2 separate regions of the Homo sapiens genome follow, and region 2 is linked to region 1. A link is a contact called in ENCODE Hi-C data. All regions are on one chromosome and are shown on one strand. The core of a region is the stretch at or near the end of the contact, and the rest is flanking DNA. Distances in the headings are between cores, read along the strand shown. Region 1 holds the start of SLC39A6 (solute carrier family 39 member 6). Region 2 overlaps FHOD3 (formin homology 2 domain containing 3).

Region 1 (7,740 bases), core at 1-2,500:
TCCCCTATGACCTTTCCCCCAAACTGACACTTTCTCTAAAATGTCCATTCCCGTAGCTAAAACACAGGTAACATTTCCTTGAAATTCAATACAACAAAAGTTCATTAACCAAAACTGAAGGAAATACTGAAATGAGATTGCACCTGTGGGATGATGGTTTTAATCTACATATAAATTTCAATTGTTTTAAAACCCAAATTGATTAACGGTACTACAGTTCCCAAGGAAGGCTTCAGGTAAGATGCTTATCATTCGGGTTTCTGCGTGGGACTAACAGGTTACTAGCAGCTCATGGGCAGCAATGACCCTAGGATGACGCCACGCGTGAGACGGCAAAGGGTGAGGGGTGAGGAGCGAGTCCGGCAGGTCCACTGGAGACTCCGAGCCCAAACCCCGCTCCCCTGAGCCGACCCGACTCGCCTCCTAGGTCTGGGGCGGCAACTAACAGCGCGCCCGGAGCACGTCCACAGGTTCAACCCGAAAAGCACAAGGGTCGGCCGTCCAGCGACCTCTCTTACCAGGGGGTCATAGAGCACCACGGAGCAGGACGTGCCAAAGGCCAGAAGTCCTCTGGGCCCAGAGCTCCAGTTCAGGACTCCCCGCACCCGGTTTGGGCAGCAAAACACGTGAGAAGTCTCCAGCACGGGTGCCACCATGTCGCCAACTGGTCAGCCGCACAAACAAGAGACGCGCACTTCCGCCCTCGGAGCGGAACTACTAGGGTGGTTTCTCCTGAGGCATCACCCAGTCCACGTTTCGCAGCCAGCCGAGGGCCAGACGGAGGCAGCCCCGCCCCCCTGAGACTCTCCGTTCCCACCGCAGGCTGGAACCCCTGTGCAAGGCCGCCGCTTTGCTAGCTCTGCTCTTGGACCGTGGCCCCGCTCCGCGAACGAGCCAGGCCTTTGTCTCAAGAGCGAAATCCGACCCGAGTGGCTCGGGACCCTCCCGAAGGACCCGGGGCTCATGTGCCTGGGGCAGCGTCAGAAACATCTCGCTGCCCCTTACGACCCGGCTCCCAGCAGCAGCCAGGGCTGGCCCCGGGGGCGCTGGCTAGCGAGTAGGGCCTCGAGGAAATGACCCCCAACTGCTTACAATGCGCTAGGGCCGCGCCACGCCCCCGCGGCGTCGGCGAACACACGGAAAAGCGGATCCGTCTGCGGAGCCGGGTTCCGGGGTCGCACTGCGCATGCCCTGCAGTCCTGGGCGAAGGGGGCGGTGGTTCCCCGCGGCGCTGCGCGCGGCGGTAATTAGTGATTGTCTTCCAGCTTCGCGAAGGCTAGGGGCGCGGCTGCCGGGTGGCTGCGCGGCGCTGCCCCCGGACCGAGGGGCAGCCAACCCAATGAAACCACCGCGTGTTCGCGCCTGGTAGAGATTTCTCGAAGACACCAGTGGGCCCGTTCCGAGCCCTCTGGACCGCCCGTGTGGAACCAAACCTGCGCGCGTGGCCGGGCCGTGGGACAACGAGGCCGCGGAGACGTGAGTCTTTCAGGTCCGGGAGCAGGGCGGCTGGGAGGGGAGCTCCTCAGGCCAGACAGGCGTGGCGGGGTAGGGGTGGTTCTGCGGAGAACCGGATCCTGCGGACCGGGCAGGGGGGCTACAGAAAGAGGATGCTGGGGGGAGCCCGCCGCAGGCGCCCACTCACCCTAGAGAGCCGGACTTCTTAAGGTGCTCAGATGGGCTTCGGGGTGCAACGGAGGATTTTTTGAGGAAAAGATCCGTACTTTTCATCCCATATTCGAAGAAGGGACTGACGTGTTTAGAAATAAAAAGCTTTTAGAAGAGAGCTTTGTGCCCTCTTTTCCGTTTTCTGTACTCGCCTTTTTCTCTAAGGCCCTTCCCTTCTGCTTTCCTTTTTCCTCCAGCACACACCAACTTGCAGGAAAGGAGATCCTTCAACGGGTCCACGACCGCGCTCAGCATCCTCCCTGGAGAAAGGCTCGGAGCTGTCCCCTGTGCTAGTCCCCTCCCACCCCGCTCCTCGCCTCTCTCCTGGGAATGATTTCTAAATGTTTATCTTTTACCTAGTAAAAGAATTCCCGAAACTTCAAGCCCCAAAGATTCCTCTTTCAGGAGCCTCGTTCTACGCCGTACCTCCATTTCCCACTGTTCCCTGTATGATACCTCGCACTTGTGCAACACATGAGTTTAACGAGTACTTGTAATATACATTCCTTCATGTGTTTTCCTCCTTCGCCTTGCAAAATAGGTTTTACCGGTATTTTAGATAAGGTAATGAATGCGAGAGCCCTGTCCAAAGAACAGCTGACCGTGGTAGAGCTGGATAGCCCCATGCTCTTGCTTAGTTGTAAACTTGACGTCTGCGTCTTTTGCTGGAGATGTGAGTTTGACCACCATCACCTCCACCGTTGGTGCTGGACATCCTGCTGGATCTGAATTAACTGAATTCTGGCTCTGCTTAACTGAATTCTGCTTTTCAAGCTCCAACTCAATTGCTTCCTCCTCTTTGGGGCACAGGCCTTTGGTTCCAAACACTACTGTGGATGATTAACAGCCTGTGATTAAATGTTGACTGGTTTGTAGTAACACAAGGATGCTACAGTGAGTTTTTCATGAAGTTCAGTTTACTTTAAGAATTCTATGTATGGACATAATGTGTCTGATTCATTGTCAAGTCGGAAAAAAGATTCAATGTGTATTTAAAGTATACACTTATTTGAGGCTGGGCGTAGTGGTCACGCCTGTAATCCCAGCACTTTGGGAATTGGAGGTGGAGGATCTCTTGAGGCCAGGAGTTCAAGACCAACCCGGACAACATAGTGAGACCTCGTCTCTAGAAAAAAAAAAAAAAAACTTTAAAAAAAAAATTAAGTATACATGTATTTGAGTATGCATAGAAAATATCCTGAGGGATACACTGGCAAAATTGAGCACCTTTGAGGATTGTGATTGGGGAAAGGGGTCTTAAATGGGCTTGTATGTAAGGAGAGTGTATTAGTTTAAAATTTTTTAAATATGTGAATTCTGAGATTATTATTTCTATTTTTTGGTGTTTGAAGGTTATTTTATGAAATGATGGTGATGATCAAGGTAGCTAGATTTCATTTCGTTCTTTTTTTTTTTTGAGACAGGGTTTCACAATGTTGCCCAGGCTGGTCACAAACTCCTGGCCTCAGGTGATCTGCCTGCCTCAGCCTCCCAAAGTGCTGGGATTATAGGCATGAGCCACCACACCCAGCCTAGATTTAATTATGAATCATTGGCCTCAATGATTCAAATAATCGTTCAAATAAATTCTCAACTTCAGTAAGCAGTTGATGGCTGTGGCCACATGGATCTCCCTTGTCTCTGAATTACTATTGCTTTTACAGTGCTAATGGCAGTCTCTTAGCACTCAGCTCTTCTCCAGTTGTTTCATGTGTTTTAGGAATGCAAGGGTAGAGCCTAGGACTCTAGTTCTTTCCATCTTCACAGTACCTAGCGTCACACTGGTCACACCACATGATGCTCTGGCAACTTTGATTATTTGATTACACATTAATTTTCAGTATGAGGTTTCTTAATTCAATTTGTTTTAGAAGTGAGTCAAGAATTTTTTTTTCCTGTCTTTTCTAGGAAGGCGCAATGGCGAGGAAGTTATCTGTAATCTTGATCCTGACCTTTGCCCTCTCTGTCACAAATCCCCTTCATGAACTAAAAGCAGCTGCTTTCCCCCAGACCACTGAGAAAATTAGTCCGAATTGGGAATCTGGCATTAATGTTGACTTGGCAATTTCCACACGGCAATATCATCTACAACAGCTTTTCTACCGCTATGGAGAAAATAATTCTTTGTCAGTTGAAGGGTTCAGAAAATTACTTCAAAATATAGGCATAGATAAGATTAAAAGAATCCATATACACCATGACCACGACCATCACTCAGACCACGAGCATCACTCAGACCATGAGCGTCACTCAGACCATGAGCATCACTCAGAGCACGAGCATCACTCTGACCATGATCATCACTCTCACCATAATCATGCTGCTTCTGGTAAAAATAAGCGAAAAGCTCTTTGCCCAGACCATGACTCAGATAGTTCAGGTAAAGATCCTAGAAACAGCCAGGGGAAAGGAGCTCACCGACCAGAACATGCCAGTGGTAGAAGGAATGTCAAGGACAGTGTTAGTGCTAGTGAAGTGACCTCAACTGTGTACAACACTGTCTCTGAAGGAACTCACTTTCTAGAGACAATAGAGACTCCAAGACCTGGAAAACTCTTCCCCAAAGATGTAAGCAGCTCCACTCCACCCAGTGTCACATCAAAGAGCCGGGTGAGCCGGCTGGCTGGTAGGAAAACAAATGAATCTGTGAGTGAGCCCCGAAAAGGCTTTATGTATTCCAGAAACACAAATGAAAATCCTCAGGAGGTAAGATGAGTGCTGTTCATTATTTTAATATACCTGTGTGTCTGTCCTGTCTCTGCTACTCTATCTCTAGTTATGAGGAGTTTAAAGTAAAAGTAAAATGTTGAAGTTATTGAAAAGGGAATTTCCACCTTCTCAGCAAGGCACTTGCCACAAAGCATGCCTGCTATGTTGTAAACATTCCCAATTCAGAACTTAGGGAACAGTTCTTTTGGTGAGCGTAGTGCTGCCTCCTACAATTTTTTCTAATACAGAATATAAAATATGTAGAGAAAGATATCAAGGCTATCTTTAGAGAAAGTCTATAAAGGTGAACATTATTAATAAAAAATAGAAAATGAGGGGTTGAAAGCAGGAGTTAGAATCCATATTGTAGGGAAAGGTGTGACTGAAGGGGCTGAAGACTACTGAGAATACCACTGCTGCCTCCTTGACAGAAGGTCCACCATGACTTGAGGAATGATTGAAATTGGAGCAGTTTCCATGAATGTCATGCTGGACAAGGGAAAAGTTGGGACAGTGAGGTTCTGAGTTCATGTGGTTTTTCTAGAGTAGACTTCCAGACTGTACGTAATTCACCTTGGCTGAGAGATGTCAAGAACAGGGAATTATGTCAAAAAAAAAAGGAACAAGGAATTAGTTGATACAGTTTAATAAGCAAAACTTTAGTACTTCATTCAAACCAGCATGTGACTGTACTAATTCTGGACTAATCCTAGTAGTGGCCATAGCCATAGCAGCCCTGGTGATAAAGTTTGCTCTGAGTTGTACCAACTGAGAATTGTGGTGGGAGTTGAAAATGTCTTTACAGAAGATGAGAAACTGGTACTAAAGCCAGTTTGGGGTTTTTTTGTTGTTTTTTTTTTTTTTTCTTTTTTGGCTGGGGGAGAGATTGCACAGAGGAGTATCTTCAAACTAAGTTTGTCATCTAATTAAATAGTTGAAAACATCTGCCTGCCGGTACAGGTTTGTTTTATTAACCAGCCTTGCCCTCCACAAGAATAATCTGCATAATTTAATATCCTCTCATTGCAGAGCATTACTTTGCCAGGTATGTAGACAGAACTGAGTTTTTGCAAGTAGAGTCATTACTAGAAGAGAGGCATGTCTTGGACTTGTTTAGGCCAAGTAGGATAGCGTTAGTACTGAAGCAACATATTTCTCAATCTCTGATGAGCCCCATTTTGAAATTAAAGCTCATTTCCTTAATACGTTTATACAGTGAGTTAACAGGCTTGTGAATCTCCATTTATCCTCATGCTTGTTCCACCTGAGGCTTTCTCCCTAGGTGACTCGTGATGTACTGCTTCTCTGATGAGGTAGAAGAGGTGGGATACCACTGTGGTGACATAGTATCGCCAGGTAGCTGGAGGCAAGTTCCAAAGTGCTCAAAACAGAAGTTGATTTTAATTTTCATTAACTCGAGAAAACGAAGTAGCATTAGTAAAAAAGGGTATTGTGTCATCAGACTACTCTAATGGGGATGGCTTTTGGTGATTTTCACTGCTTTGTTTCTTTCAGTGTTTCAATGCATCAAAGCTACTGACATCTCATGGCATGGGCATCCAGGTTCCGCTGAATGCAACAGAGTTCAACTATCTCTGTCCAGCCATCATCAACCAAATTGATGCTAGATCTTGTCTGATTCATACAAGTGAAAAGAAGGCTGAAATCCCTCCAAAGACCTATTCATTACAAATAGGTAAAATTGCCTTTTTTATGTAAAAACAATTTCAGTAGATTCATTTATATTGTGCTTTTCCTTAGATTTGCATCAGCCTATTTGTTTTCCAGTACAATTCTGAATATGTCATCTTAGTTGTTCTTTGCCTTGAATGTGAAGAAAGCAAGGAAGGGTGTTAGCCCTGCCCTTTAAAAAAAAATCCCAGAAAATAAAATTTCAATTATGACTTCTCTGGGTTCATCCTACAAGAAGGTGTCAGGATCACCTGAAATTTGGGATTTTTATATCATGTCACACTGCTTGGGAAGAGGTCTTGGGTTCATTTATGCTGCTTAGAAACCTAATACTGATGCATTCTTATTGATAAGTGAAGCTAGGATAGGCTCTGCTATAGCGTAGGGTCTCATTGCTCAAAAGTAATGAGGAAGGAATCACTGCTTTGTTTTCTGAGGACATTATTGAATTCCTGGTTTCTTCCTCTTCTTTTCTTTCTTTTCCTTTTTTCTTAAAAAAAAAAAATTCTTTTATCATTTAGCTCTTATGGGAGTCTGAAAGCTCAGTTCCTAAGTGAGCTACAGTTCATCCTTGGTAACCATTTTTTTTTCCTCTTTCACCCCGACCTGAAGAATTTCCCATTAGAGCTATGCTCCTTACCTGGAGAGTTCTTAAGTACCAGTCAGGTTGTTCATTTGAGCCAACAACAGATTTCTTGGTTATTGTGCTATTGCCACAGTAGGTCCTATTTGCATTGAATTTGTGTGTTTTTAGCTTCTCTCCTTTTACGTGTTGCTTTATGCTACTCTCCAAAAGTCTTTCTTGTAGAGTTTATTAGTTGTATAATTTTTCTTTGCTCTGTTTTGTTTTGTTTGACAGCCTGGGTTGGTGGTTTTATAGCCATTTCCATCATCAGTTTCCTGTCTCTGCTGGGGGTTATCTTAGTGCCTCTCATGAATCGGGTGTTTTTCAAATTTCTCCTGAGTTTCCTTGTGGCACTGGCCGTTGGGACTTTGAGTGGTGATGCTTTTTTACACCTTCTTCCACATGTAAGTATAGTAATTTGTCCTGTTAGTGTTTGATTATTCAACATTGAAAAAAAAATGTTTTGGTTTATGCTAGAATTTTTTGTATAAAATGTTAGAAATTTGGTTTAGAAAAGCTTATTTTAAAATATATTTGGTAAGTGAAAGCTGTATTTTTCTGCTCGATCTTAATACATTTGTGAATTTTGCTTTCCTTTTACAAAACACAGACTAATTTAACTTTTTGAAACCCACTTAATAAAAAGAGACAAATTCTGCCTGGCTATTAGTACTGTGATAGACTGCAGCAATGTGAGTTATCTGCTTTATCTGTTAGTGTAATTGCCAAGAAATAAAATATGTGACCCTTTATGTACCCAAGAAACTTGGAGGTTTTCTTCAGAGTTGAATGTTTATGTATGTATTTAAAGATTTACACTTCATGACACATAAAACAAGTTTGGTAAAGTGAATTTACTTTTCCATCAGATATTTGGAATAGATGCTCAGTTAAAAAATATGCGTGTTTCATTCTTTAAATTCCCATTAAAGGTTTTCAAGTATGTGGGAAAAGGAAATCACACCATACCTAGAGCACTACAAATCTCATGTTCCATTCAGTAGTTAAAGAAAACTATGTTGCTCTGACAAGCTCTCGGACCACCAGAT
Region 2 (7,740 bases), core at 3,108-5,607, 500 kb before region 1:
AGTGATTTTTTGCTTTCTCAACAAATCTAATTCATCCTCAAAAGATATAACATTCTCATTACTGAACACATTCTATAGATTCAGAGAGTACTTTCAGGTATGTTAGGTTCTGAGTGCAGGCTATGGACTCTGACTGCCTGGGTCCCAACCCAGCAGAGCCTCTGTAATCTGGGGACAAGCTCCTTAACCTCTCTGTGTTTCGGTTTCCTCACCTGTAAAATGGGGACGATACTCCTACCTTCTTCATGGAATTTACAATACATGTAAAATTGTTTAGTCCAATAGCCAGTACAAAGTTAATCCTCCATAAATGCTGGTGTTAGAATAGGTAGTTAGGCAGATATGACTAGGGAAGGAGAGTATCCCCCAACTCCAGGAATGTCAGGTGACCATCAAGTGATGGCCTGGCAGTTGTTAAACTGTCTTTTTAAAATAATAATTGGTCATAGCTGGTGCCAGTGAAAGGCGGTCTCCTAAGAGAGAAAAAACACATAAAGCTAGTGATCAGCAGCTTCCCAATAAGATCTGAGAAGTTGGGTGATTGGGCTCAAGCACACGCACTAAGAGGCAAAATGGCAGAGTTTAACTGGTATATGACCTTCCTCTAGGAACACTGGAAGATAAGGGGAAACTGCCTCAAGTGAGCATGCACACAACTTCAGTAAACACAGTGCACACGCAGCCCCTCCCAAGTGCCAGCAGGGCACTGCGCATGCGGACAGCCCACCTAAGGGAAGAATCAGGGTAGAAAAGACACAAACCCTGGAACCACATCAATGTATAAAACCCCAAGTCAAAGGCCAAAGAGTGCATCTGGATCTCTTAAGGCATCTGCTTGGCCCTCTTCCAAGTGTATTTTACTTTCCTTCTTTCCTGCTCTAAAATTTTTTAATAAACTCTCACTCCTGCTCAAAAACTTGTCTTGGTCTGTCTTTTGCCCCTCAGACAAATTCTTTCCTTCAAGGAGGCAAGAATTGAGTTGATGCAGACCCGTATAGATTCGCCACTGCTAACACTGGCTCCATCCCTACCTCTTCCATTGCTTACCTCCTAGACATGGAAGGAAGAAGAGCATAGCATTTTCCCAGGACAACGCAGAGGCTGCAGTTAAAAAGAGGACACACATTGCTGAGCAAGCATGATGCCTAAAAGCCACACGGGACGGGACTCACGAATTGGACACCATAACAAATATATTTAGTGCATGTGATGAGAGGTGTCAGAAATTCAGTTAAAAGACATTTGAAAGACAGAAAAAATGGTCAAAATATTAATATCTAAAATGTGTAAAGAATACTTATATTCTACTTTGAATCTGAAGGTTTTCATATTAAAAATAAAGACTAGTTGTAGGTCAATTAAAATAGGCAAACCATTCAGGAGACAAATGAGCAAAGAATATTTACAGGCAACACTAAGAAAAGGAAATGTTAATAGCTAATGAAGCAATTAAAGTTGTACAGCCTCAGTAGTAATAAAAAAATGCAAATTACAATGCTGAGGCATTTTTCACTTTTCAATACTACAAAAATTATGAAAATCTCCTAACATTCAGTGATGATGTGGGAAAATGGTGAGTCATATGCTGACGGAGAGTAAAACCATACAGCCTTTGTGGAGAGCAATATGGCAATATCAATATTTAAAATGTAAATGTCCATTGTCTCAAATTCTACTTCTAAGAATCTAAGAGTGCTAATGCTCACAAACGTGTATGTGCACCAGTGTGTATGTTCATTACAGCAAGTTTGGTATGAGAAAAAAACTGGAACCAAGCCATAGCAAAATGTATGACAGCATCATGGTATTATGGTATATCTATATATTGGAACATTAGCAATAATTTTTTAATGTACCATTAAGCAATAATTTTTAATGTATTGATATGAAAAATATAGATCCAATAATAAATACAGCAGTGTCCATTTACTAATGGCTTACTAATTGCCAAGTACTCAGCATGTATTTATTTCCACAGAATAACAGAAATAAGGGTTATTTAGGAGAATGGTGAGGACATGGACTCTGGAGCTAGACCACCTAAACTGTAGAACCAGCTCCACCATATATTAGCTGTGGGACCTTGGGCAAGGTGCTTCAACTCCCTGTGCCTCAGCTTCCCCTCCTGTCACACAGCATTAATTACAGTACCTATATCGTGACATAATAGCAAAAATGGAGTTTGTACACTTGCAGTGCTTAGCATACTGCCTGGCAGATGATTAAGTGTTCCGTAAAGGCTAGCTGTTGTTGTGGCTGTTACTGTTATATTCATCTTTGCACTATATGGTACAACTCTCTTCATTTTACATCACACAGTTGGCACCACATCTTTAAATCCTATCATTTTTATTTAAAAACATAAAGAGTTGCTATTTATTCAGTGCCTACTATGAGCCAATGGCCATATATAAATTGGCACATAGCTATTTTGGGAGAGCTGGGTTCTGAACTTGCCCTCCCATGCTTCAATACCTCCACATCCTATGCCCAAGACCACAGTGATTCTAAACACCCCTCTGGTGAGGATTTGTGGAGACTGAGTGCTTCCCACTCCTTAGGAGCGGTAGTCTGTTCTCTGCCAGGTGCAGGCTGAGCTTCCAGTGCTGGTCTCTGCACCCTGCCCCACAACAAACCCCTGCCAGACTTCTCCCTGCAGCTCAAGTGGGCTCTCCACTGCCGCATCAGTACTCCTGGCCTGGAGCCCACCTAAGCATGGTCTCTTTTGCTCCTGGAACCAGCTGAGGCTAGGCCACATCTTCTCTCTGCTGCTCAAGGGTCAAGTATGTCTGTAGGTCAGACTACTGTTCTCCTGACTACAAGCTCAAGGCTTGGCTACAACTCCTGACTCCCACAAGACCCATTTATATATCCTTATCACTTTGCATTTATTAGAATGAGGACTTCTGTGAAACATACATTAGTCAATTTTTCTGTAACCCTAGTGTAACTTACATGGAAAAAAATTAGCAATTCTTATATGTAACTTTTTTCCTTCTTGACCATCAGTTGAAAGTATCGGCAGCCAAGAGGAGAGTTGCCCACTGCTGCTTCTCAATGCAGATTCCTCAGCTCCACTTGAACATTTCTGGTGAGACTGTGCCAGGTTCCTCTTCCTCTGAACAGGTTCGTGAAGCCTGGATGTAGACTGTCACACCTCTCTTATATAATCATTGTTCTCTCTTGCCAACTTGTTTTATGCTGGTGTCACATTCCATTATGTCAATTTTTTGGAGTGATGGATGTGTATGAAGCCGATTAGAATTGGATTTGTTGGCATTTCAGTTACTGAGAGTAGCATGAGATTAAGTCAAGGCTTGGTCCCCTAAAAGTGTTCAAGCATATTTCCTGAGAATTTGAAGCGTGAAACTTTGCTAAACGGACTTAAAATCAAAAAAAAGACTCTACTGTAAACCATGTAGTAGCCCAGAGTAACCAGTCAGCTGTGAAAGACAATTCATATCTCATTTAAGGAATCTGTTTCCATGACATTTGTTTGTAAAATGCCAATGGATTTTTTTAAACTAGAAATATATTCTATAGATCTGTGTTTTAGCTGATTATATTCTCTGAAAAAGAGTCAATTTTGACCCATGCACATGAATATTTAAGGTAGGTGCACAGAGTTCCAAATGCTTCTAAGAAAACTACCCTTTCCAATAGCCAAAACACTCTCTATCTCAGCATCATGTGGATTACATAACCAACGATCTGCCTTCCCCTAAGGCAGAATTTCTCAGATTCAACACTACTGACATTTTAAAACAGATAATTATTTGTTTGGCAGGGGGCTATCCTGCACTAAGTAGAACAGCATTCCTGGACTCCACCCACTAGATGCCAGCAGCACCACCCCGTCCCAGTTATAACAACCAAAAATGTGTCCAGATGTCTCCTAGGTGGCAAAATCACCCCGGTCAAGAACCACTGCCCGAAGGGACCACTGGGACCAATCCCGGCCTGCACAGTCCAATCTTCCCTGGACTCATCACATAGTCCCCTCCCTCTCCATGTGTCCCTCAATCTGGCTTATCTCTTGCCCTTCTCCGACCCCTCAATCTTCCTCTGTGCCCTGGGAACTCATGATCAGCCATCAGCAAAGTCCCCTATAGTCTCTATCTCTTCATGGAATATTCCTTTGACTTCCTTGCTCTAACACCAAATCTAAGAATACTGTTCCCCATAGCCCTCACACATAACACAGTGGATTCTTCTCTCATATGCCACATACTCTCCTTTGCCAATTTCCCCCAACCTCCCTCAAGAAACCCAGACCCTTGGGACAGGGGTTGGCAAACTACAGCCTGTGGGCTACATCTGGCCTACCACCTGTTTTTATACGGCCTGTGAGCTAAGAGTGGTTTTCACATTTTTAATGGTTGAAAAAAAATCAAAAGAATAATATTTCATGACATGTAAAATTCAAATCTCAGTGTCTATAAATAAAATGTCACTGGAATGCAGCCATGCTCATGCCAGTACCAGTGGCTGATGGCTGTTGACGTGCTACAAAGGCAGAATTCAGTTGAGTAGTTGCAATAGAGACCGTCTGGTACTCCAAGTTTAACATGTTACTTGGCCCTTGACAGAGAAAGTTTGCAGACCCTGCTGCTGAGGCACGTGGCACTAGTCTGGACCCTCCACTCCCTAACCAGTTGTCAACATCCACTATCTGCCAGGTCACTCTTCCACGTATATTAAAATATACACATGACTGAAAGCTGCATGGCACAACTGTTAACATTAGTGACTAAATGAAGTTCAAAATTACTTCTATAGTTTGGAATGTTGTGTGGAAATCAGCAGGATGAAACTGAAAGTTCACGTGTTAAGTCCCATGCAGTGTTTGGTATCAGAAGGACTGACACACAGAGCAGGAAGCAGCCCTGTTTTTGTCAACAGAGGAAGAACCAGGATAAACAGAATAGTTCAAGGGCAGATGGGGTACCTCAGGAGAAAGAGCACCCATGCCTGGAAGTGTACCCCATCTCTTGGGAACTTGACAGAAAGGGCTCCTGCTTTGGGCTAAATTTTAAGAACTTTCTAGCACTAAGATTTTTTCCCCTTCCAATGAAATTTGTAAACTTTAAGTGCAAAGATGAAACTCATTATGACACACATGGTCCCATAAAGATGCTTTTAGTTGACCAATGACCAATAAACTTGTACCTTACTGGGCAAATGCTCAGTGTAGAGTTGTATTTCCTAAGAAACCAAAGCAAACAAATCTGAGTTCAAGCTCTTATTAGTCTTTATTAGAATTAAAGCACATAGCTGGCTTAAGTCTACAGGGAGACTAAGCATTTCTCTCCAAGTCTTTGAATTTTTGTATTTACCTCAAACAAAAAAATACCTACAAGGAATGTAAATCAAATTGTCTCTCTAATCATCTCGCTTGAAGAATATGTTTAGGAGTGGTTGGCTGGGATGTGGTTGACTGGGAAGGAGTCTGTATACTTTGGATATTAAGAGCCAAGGGCCCAGCCCTTGGTCATAGCCCTTAGTCCTGTGATTTGGAATAGGCACTTAGCCCCATCTGTTTTCTCACTTGTACAATGAGGTTAATAAAACCTGTCCTGTCTGAATCTTACAGAGGATGATCGTGAGAGTTAAATTCAAATGATGCAAAAGGACCATCTGAGTGGAGACTGCCCTATATTTTTTTAGAACAATATGAACCCCTTTCTAAAACATATTTCTCCCTTCTTTACAAAAGTTGGCATCACTTGGGTGACTGAGTTATAAAATCTAGCCCCAAATCCTTCATATGTGGCATCTGAAGGCATGTTGCTATAAGCTAGCGTTAGGTGCGGCCAGGGCGTTTGCAGGGATGAAGAGCAATGTGCATATATGTACATGAGGCAGCTTCTGTGTCTTTCAAGGTCTGCAGGGGACAGAACACAATGAGCCACTTGACTCTGAGGTACTGTTTGAGGCACAGATGTTGAGCAGGTGACTAAGCTATGCAGGAAGAAATCATTTCCCAATCAGCATTTCACCACTGCATTCCCACTATCGCACTCCCACCTCATCAAAATCATGCCGTCACTTTGGGGCCACAGGCAAAATCCCTCCAACAGGCTTCGTAAATGAAGTCACTTCATAATCATCAATCTAGATAGATAAAACATCACCTATCTTTACAAGCTGCAAAGTATATTTTGCTCAAATGCTACTAAATTAATGTTGAAGTAATAATTCCAGTAAAGTGAAATTCCAAAAAGAATGAAGCAAACAGCATTCAGAGTGGCATCTCTGGCCTCCTGTTTCAGATCCTACCGAGCCCAGCACTTCAAGACTGTGAACCGTGCCCAGGATGGTCCACTTCCGTATCATCATCCTTACCAGCCTATTGCAAAGCATTGTCACCTGAACTCACAACACAGGAATCCTCGAAAAGTGTAACAGCAAGAAACAGACAAGGAACAAACATGATGAAGCAGGAGAACACCAAGTACTACTGACAAGGTCCACCTAACTCCTACCCTCAGCATCTTCGGTGGCTTTATATACAGGCCTTTTTCAGAGGATTGTGTACAATTTCCTCAATTCTCTTCATGTTAACTTCTCAAGCCAGCTGGAAGAGAGCTTCGAGGGCTTTTTCTTTGAGAATTGGCTGAGTTTCTTTAAGATTCTAGATCACAAAATGCAATGCTCATGGTAAAGGTTCTCTTTCCTTAATATGTTTAGAAGTTTAGGTCTTCTTTTCACTAAAATAGAGCTGTACACAGACTCTCAGAAACATAAAAGCCTGTAGAGAGAGGGCATCTGGGGTTATGAGGTAGAAGAGGGGTGTCAACATAGACCATGGTTGCACATCTATCTCAAACCAGTCCCTCCTCCTCCTGGGATAACAGGTATCTGAAGGCATGGCCTGGGTCCTGCTCAAATGATTCCATGGGTATCAGATTGTTTGGGGCACCTCTTGGTGCTGGTGGGGTATTCCCTTAGAGATGGAGAGGAGGGATATATCTTGATCACTCTTTCTTAAGGTCATCCAACTTATTCTGAGTGATTTTCTTCCTCATAATGTAGCCTGGTGACCTAAATTTGACTCCCAGGAGGATCTCTATGATGAGGGAGGATGATCCAGCCAAGTGATATGAGCACTTCCTGCTTCCAGACTATCAGCAGCAGGATGGGAATGTGTTAGTCAGCCCCTGTGGATTTGGGTGGCAGAGACTGGAGCCTAAAGTCCCTCATCCCAGTGACCTCAGAGCATCCATTTGGGAAGATACAACTGGACCCAGACTCTGGAGCAGGCATGGCCAGCCTTTTGTTGTACCTCTATACTATAGAACCACTCTGGGTTTGGCAGATTTTGTCAAACTTTATACTTTAAATACATATAATATCTCATAGGATTGCCAATCATTCCATTTTTTTCTATCTACCATTCTCGGTCTTCCTCCCAGCCCAAACGTGAGGCTCAAAGGGACAGAGATCATACCTTTCTATTTATGTATCTTCATGGCTTCAAGTAGTCCTGGCCTCTAACAGACACTCAATAAAAATGTTTCAGACTAAATGATGGAATTAGTGTGTACTGAAATATATAGAGACAGCTATTTGGAAACTCATATGGGTTTTTTCTGTTTAACTTAAACCAACCCAGAGATATCCCTGTATTGTCAGGAGTATCGCGAGACTCTTCCAACCCCACATTCCTACAGTGGTTATTTCTAGGCCAAAGTTTTGTGTTTTGAAGTCTTTTCCATTTGATAAAACACAGCTTTTCTG

The links. A loop is a pair of places that touch in the nucleus more often than their neighbours do. Pooled maps may share reads with other maps.
Region 2: a map with no recorded cell type shows a loop between it and region 1 (2.7-fold over the local background). The contact joins the enhancer-like site here to the promoter of SLC39A6 in region 1. A Hi-C loop is called at or near these places in 3 of 37 single-sample maps with no recorded cell type and 4 of 50 pooled maps.

Annotation. Positions count from the first base shown.
Region 1 is chr18:36,122,850-36,130,589 of GRCh38, reverse strand. SLC39A6 (solute carrier family 39 member 6) reads left to right here and starts at 1,250. Exons shown (of 10, transcript NM_012319.4): 1 at 1,250-1,476; 2 at 3,574-4,371; 3 at 5,890-6,070; 4 at 6,926-7,095. The coding sequence starts at 3,583. ELP2 (elongator acetyltransferase complex subunit 2) reads right to left here and starts at 691. Exons shown (of 22, transcript NM_018255.4): 1 at 519-691. The coding sequence starts at 656. RefSeq lists enhancers at 440-649, 441-946, 810-999, 1,030-1,324, 947-1,452.
Region 2 is chr18:36,626,033-36,633,772 of GRCh38, reverse strand. All of the region lies in intron 10 of FHOD3 (formin homology 2 domain containing 3), which reads right to left. Among named protein-coding and RNA genes, the nearest start is that of TPGS2, 200 kb to the left of the region's middle. Within about 2 kb of position 4,357, at least 3 of the 41 ENCODE cell types and tissues checked have a DNase peak (open chromatin) inside an H3K27ac peak, as active enhancers do.